Linked DNA regions of Mus musculus: region 2 is linked to region 1. A link is a contact called in ENCODE Hi-C or POLR2A ChIA-PET data. All regions are on one chromosome and are shown on one strand. The core of a region is the stretch at or near the end of the contact, and the rest is flanking DNA. Distances in the headings are between cores, read along the strand shown. Region 1 overlaps Map2k3 (mitogen-activated protein kinase kinase 3). Region 2 holds the start of Kcnj12 (potassium inwardly-rectifying channel, subfamily J, member 12).

Region 1 (3,014 bases), core at 228-2,727:
GGACCTTACCTTCATCTAGGTCTTGTGTCCCACATCCTGCCTTCCAGGCCTCACGCAAGCCCTGCCTGACCCAGGCTCAGAGCAATCAGACCCTCCTGGTCCAGTCCCAGAGGCAGAGAAGGAACAGAAATGTTGACAGATAACAACTAAGGGAATGATGTAGATTCTTTGGGGAGGTGGTCTCTGAGCAGACCATCTCAGGGCAAAGTACTGGGGAAGGAGAGAATGACACAAAAATAAAAAGCCAGGCGGCGGGGGTGGTAGCAGGGCCAGCTACGATGGGTAGGTCACCTGGAAGGTAATAGCTATTTTTCTCATTACGGTAACAAAGTGCCTGACAGGATAGTTTAAAGGAGGAGGGTTTAACCTTTGGTCCATTTGAGGGTACAGCTCATCATGGCAGGAAAGGCACAGTGGCCAGAGCTTGAGATGGTGCATCCATGGTCAAGAGGCAACAGGAGACAGACACTGCTACCTCATCTTCCTCTTCATCCAGTCCAGGAAACTGCACCATAGAATGGTGCCACCCGAATTCAGAGTGAGGTCGTCCCACCTCAGGGAGACCAGTCTAGAAACTCCATCACTGTCATGCTTAGAGGTTCGTCTCCTGGGTGAGCCAATGGTCAGCGCTGACTGTTACAGGGAAGTTTTGAGGCAGGAGCTGCAGCACAATTCTGAGGGAGGCAACAATGCTGATATTGAACCAAAGCTGCCAGCCCTGACCTCCAGGAAGGGGTGTCCTGTAAGTGCCACGTGTCCTCCAGAAGCCATTCTAGGACAGGCCTATCTATCTGTAGTGTTTGTGCTGTTTGAGGGCTCTTGTGCAACGCCTGAAACAGAAAGGCCTCTGTGTCCATCAGTCCAGAGACATTAACTCCAAGACTAGAGATGCCTGCTGGTTCCAGCCGCTGCCTGATGGGAAACAGAGACAACGGGTACTCTGTAGGGCCCTGTTAGGTTCCTAATCTCCTGGCCCTGACTCAAGAAGTGTTAATAGGAACAAGAGGGGCCTGCCACTAAGCAAGGAGCCTGGGGTGGGACCTTCGCTGTAGCCATGGGGCCATGCTTTGAAATGTCAATGTGATCTGCACACTGGATGGTGGGCTAAGGTTTCCAAACAGTAAAAGGACCGAAACCACTATTTGCAGCACTATAAAGAGGAATGTGCTGTGAGGCACTAGGCAAATTTCAGCAAAGTGAATTATTAAGTCCTTTGGAGCCCCACGTGGTGGAGAATTGCAAATTGTTATCTGTTCTACAGAGCCTGTCTGGTCAGCCGCGGGACACTCTGTAAAGCGCGCTGCACTCTAGAAGTGGAATGGTTTGCCAGCTACAAAGCCGGCTCCCTCAGCCCTGTGTGAACAGCACTGTACCCTGCAGAATCTACAGAGGCTTGCAGGGCAGGACTAGGTCCAGGCTTTGCCGCCTCCTGGCGGCCAGGGAAAAGGCGATCTGGCCGCAACCTAGACTACTGCAAAGAAGAACCTGCGCATGCGCAAGAAGAAACGCCCGCCCACTTTAGCCTGTGGGTACTCACGGCCAGACATTGGTTCTACCTTTATGTTATTCTTCAACGAAAGTTAACCAAGTCCCTTTAAGGATTGGCAGTTTCCTCTTACAGGAATACAGTAGCAGGGCACATGTGTCCTGATGGCGTTGGGACTGGTGGGCCATTCTTTTAAATCATGCCATCCTGAGACAGGACCCACCAACACAGATCTTGGGGGAAAGAACCAACCTATGTCTAAAGGCGAGAGGCTCCGTGAAACTGTGAACCTGGGAAACTACTGCACAGAGGTGAAGGAAGAGTGGTGACAGAGGCCCCATGGGTTCTGGACTCTCCCAGGCACACCAAGGCCCTGCTGTCAAACTGTGTGGGCTGACTCTCCCCATGGCCCACCTGTGCCTGAAGTTACACTCCAGTCTTCTGACTTGGGCATGAGCACATGAGTCCTTCCTAGCCAGGAGTAACCCTCCAGAGAACTGTGGCTGAGTGCCTGTGTTTGTCAAGCTAGGAGAAGCAGTCACTAGATCCTGATGACCTCATAGAGTAGTGTATGGACACAGGTCCTTTAGGATATTGTCCTGAATCCACCAGTGCCTGAGATGACACATTCCTGCTTACAGGAGAACAGGGGTAACGGGGCCTATGCAAGTCTTCCAGGCAACAGCTCAAGAAGCACAGAGCCATGCTGACCTACCAAGGGCATTTATACCAAGTCGCATCCTCAGAGCCTTCTTGTAGGCATCACTACCTGCCCTCGGCCTCAGCTGGCTCTGACTACGTGTTAGGGAGCTCTCTGGGCACATTCTCTCAGCTTACAGCTGAGATAGCAGTGCAAACAATGTGGAGCCTGCTGCTTCCTACCCGGTCATCTCTACTTCGGGGACCATCACTTGGATGAGTGAGTCAGGTTGCCTCTACAGGGGCCTAGCCTAGGTGGCCATGGAATGAAGCACCTCAGCCCAGCACCTTGAGAGCACCTGTGGCCTGTGGCCAAGTCTGAGGCCCTGGTGGGCTGGCAGCCTCCAGGCCCTAGCTATATTGTCCCGGCATGGTCCCAGAGTAAGGATTCCGCCTAGGGCTCCACAACTCCCCAAGAAAGAGCAGGCTTGCCACAGTCAGTCTCACACGATTTTTTTTTTTTTTTTTAATTAAAACAGCAATAGGTTCCTGCCCAGGAAAAGGCTGGAAGAGGCAGGCCTTTCTTCACAAAAATAGATTTTCTTCTTTTTTTTTAAAAACACCACCAAAGTAAACCTATTAGCTTCCAAGAGCTGGTCACACCTGGAGAGTTGTTACAGCTCCCTCGTGGCTTTGAGCCAAGAGCTTGAGCCATCCTTGCAGACTCCAGTCCGAGCACTGGGCGGCTGTGAGCCTGCTGGCACCCAGGGTTAAGTGGTCAGCTCCAAACCATGCAAGAAAACCCAGCAATACCCACAAAGCAAAAGGCAACAGGAATAATAGTTCAAAGGGAAAGGCAGATACCACTAAAGGTGGTAACCAGAGGCTG
Region 2 (2,909 bases), core at 24-2,523, 69 kb before region 1:
GGGTACAGGTAGTAAGGAAGAAACTAGAAAGGACCAAAGACAGTATCACACTCTGGGAATGGCCAGAGGGGCAGCCCCAATCCCACCAGGTCTATCAGTAGGGCGGCAGAACCTCCTAGAACTGGAGGCCTTCACCAAAGGACAATTTCTTGTGAGCTCTAAGGTAGTCATAGGACATGTGCACAAATTAAGGCAGGTACGGGTGTCCGGGTGTTGGGTGTCTAGGGCCTCAGCTCTCCCGCTCTCCCCCAAAGCTCTTCATAGGCTCGCCACCCCAGCTGCCTCTTCCAAAGGGTGCAGTTCCCCCACAGGACACCAGAATAGACTTGTGCGTCTAGGAGAGACTCTGCACTGAGCCCCTTTTGGGGTTTCTCAAGACCAAATTTAAGAAGCAAAAGGTGCCCTGGACTTGCAGGCTAGATGGATGGTTAAGAACCACCTCCAGACTATTTTGACTCCATTACAGCACAGGCGACGGGAAAGAAATGTCTCCAAAGATCCCAGGTCTTAGCCGGGAGCATTCTCAGGTCGCTAGCCAAACCTGTGCACTCACTCTGTACCCCATCTTGATCACAGGTCTCTCGGGTAAGGTCACGCCTAGGACCTATGCCGCGCGCAAAAGTGGCTCCGCCCGCTGCTTTACGAGCCCCCTCAATCCAGCCGGCCGAGGGGAATCAAGAGCTCCTCAAAGTTTCCGAGAGCCGCCCCTCCCGCCCCCGCAACACATATATACACCCCTGGAAAGACGTTAGCCCGGAGCAAAGTTCCCTGGTGGCTGTAGCCCGAAACATGGCAGGGGAAGAAAAGCTCTCTGTCAGCATTTCATCTGGTGGTTCACCACGGGAAAGGAGAAAAAGGAACGGAGGGAGCTCTTCTGCCTCACCTTCCCTGTTGCTGCACCACCCCTCGTTCACCCGGGGCGGGAAGCTGTCTGCGGGGAACTGGGGCCGAGCGGGTGGGCCGTGCGCCCGCGGCCGCGCTCTTACCTCGGTCAGTGGCCGGGGCGCGGCGCGTCCCGCGTCCTCCAAGCTCCGCGCGGCCGTTCCCGGTCCCGGCCGCCGCTGCGCTGGCTGCATTGCCACCGTTGCCGCCGCCGCCTCAGCGCAGCCCCTGGGAGCGCTCCACGCCGAGGGGCGCGTCGCTCCCGGGCGCTGGGTGCCACCAGCCAGCCATAGGTCGGGGGCGCACGCCCAGACGGCGCCCCCAGCCACTCGGCGCTCGCTCCGGGCTCGCCGCTGGCTTCTGTCGCTCAGTCCCGCGACAAGAAGCGCCGACCCACCCCCTCCCCCGCCGCAGTTATCTGATCCCGGGCAGGGCCGGGCGCGCTCCCCTGAGCCGGGTGTGGGTGTCCTGCACCTCCCAACGGGCTTCGATCGTACAGGGCACCCTCCCCCGGCGACCGTTCTCAGGGAGGCGGTGGCAGCGCAGTCGCGGCGTGGCCGGGGGAAGACGGGGAACGAGGAATGGAGGGCGAGGAGGCGGCGGGAGGCAGAAGCTCTGCGCGCACCCAGCTCCGCGCCCCGCTGCCACAGTAGCCCTTCTCGGTAACTCCTCCAACTCTCCGCCAAAAGCACGCCCGCCCTGCGCCGCGGCGCCGCTGATCCCGCCCACCACCGCCCTGGCCTGGCCCGGTGGCCCCTCTTGGCCCCAGCTGCCCCCCACACGCACCAGCCACTTGCGCACTGGAGCGCGCGCGCGCGAACACATACGCGCGCACGCGCGTGGCACACACACACCCATACACACACATCTTCCTGGGGACACGCGCACACACAGGTGCATGGCGAGCATATAATAAATACTCAGACTACAGGCAGGCAAGGGAATCTGGACGGGCTGCACACAGCAGGATAGCAAGCTCAGGCGACACCTGCACGAGATGCATGTGATGAGGAGCGCGGTGGCTAAGGTGCACAGGTGCAGTCATAGTCACATATGCACATACGGGGTGGGATCAGTCAACACATCCACACAGGCTCGCTTCTGAGCTCACGCGTTCTTTCCCCTTACACACCAAAGCACAGGGTTACAGGCACACCCCATCCTCTTTAAACACCATATCGCTTCTTCCCATCATGTGTTGTATTTAGCTTTCATCTCTTGCTTTTTCTGTGCTCCTCCTTCTGGCCTTTCTGCTGATTTGATTCCATGTGACTCCCCTCCCCTTGCCCACTCTTGTCTGGAAGGCACCCCTGGTACTCTCCTCTCCCAGTCTCCTGGAGCCTATTGTCTGGGCCTCGCCTCCTGCAGAGCCTGGACCTTTCAGCCTAGCAGACAGATCAGCCTAGCTGGCCTCAGGGAAATCCCATTTTATCATAGAGCTGACCCCCAGCTCAACCCTAACACTGAAGAACCAGGTCAAGAAGGCTGGTCTGCAGGCAGAACACAAGCTTCACAAAACTCCCCAGCCCCCTGGTCTCCAGCCTCTCTGTAATGTGAAATATAATTATGCATTTGAATAGCAGAGACACTCGATGCAGGATCCTAGCCAAGAAGCGCAGCTTTCTGGCCACCCAGATGCCCAGGCTCTGGAAGCTTCTTCAGCGCTCTGCAAAACCCACCATCCCACCTCCAGGAGCCGACTCCTCATCCAGACCCCAGAGTCCCCAGAAAACTCTCCCACTTTGGGTTATGCTTACCCTAACTCAACTGAGCAACCCTGAGCGCCAGGTACAACAGCACTGGGTCTCTGGATTCCCTGTGATCACATGGACATCATGAGGTTCCCTGAGTTATGGCACTGGGGTGAGGGTTAAAAGAGATGAGCGCATGTACAGTTCTTAGCTGAGGAAGGGGCTGAGTCAAACGGCTGGTGGGTCTTGGGTGTTCAAGCAATCTGTGCTGGCCTCTGTGCCAAGGACTTAGCTAGAGTTACTCTGCTGCCATTACGATCCTCTGGGAGGCCATAT

Evidence for each region. Hi-C counts contacts between places; a loop is a spot of excess contacts on that map. ChIA-PET counts read pairs that join two places held with the same protein, here RNA polymerase II (POLR2A).
Region 2: a map of gastrocnemius shows a loop between it and region 1 (1.9-fold over the local background). The contact joins the promoter of Kcnj12 here to the enhancer-like site in region 1. A Hi-C loop is called at or near these places in 1 of 37 maps with a recorded cell type or tissue (gastrocnemius). POLR2A ChIA-PET finds 5 or more read pairs at or near these places in 1 of 5 experiments (embryonic stem cell).

What each region holds. Positions count from the first base shown.
Region 1 is chr11:60,952,419-60,955,432 of GRCm38, reverse strand. It overlaps Map2k3 (mitogen-activated protein kinase kinase 3), which reads right to left. Exons shown (of 12, transcript NM_008928.5): 12 at 2,622-3,014. Among named protein-coding and RNA genes, the nearest start is that of Map2k3, 22 kb to the right of the region's middle. Within about 2 kb of position 1,477, at least 1 of the 3 ENCODE cell types and tissues checked has a DNase peak (open chromatin) inside an H3K27ac peak, as active enhancers do.
Region 2 is chr11:61,020,928-61,023,836 of GRCm38, reverse strand. Kcnj12 (potassium inwardly-rectifying channel, subfamily J, member 12) reads right to left here and starts at 1,273. Exons shown (of 2, transcript NM_001267593.1): 1 at 987-1,273.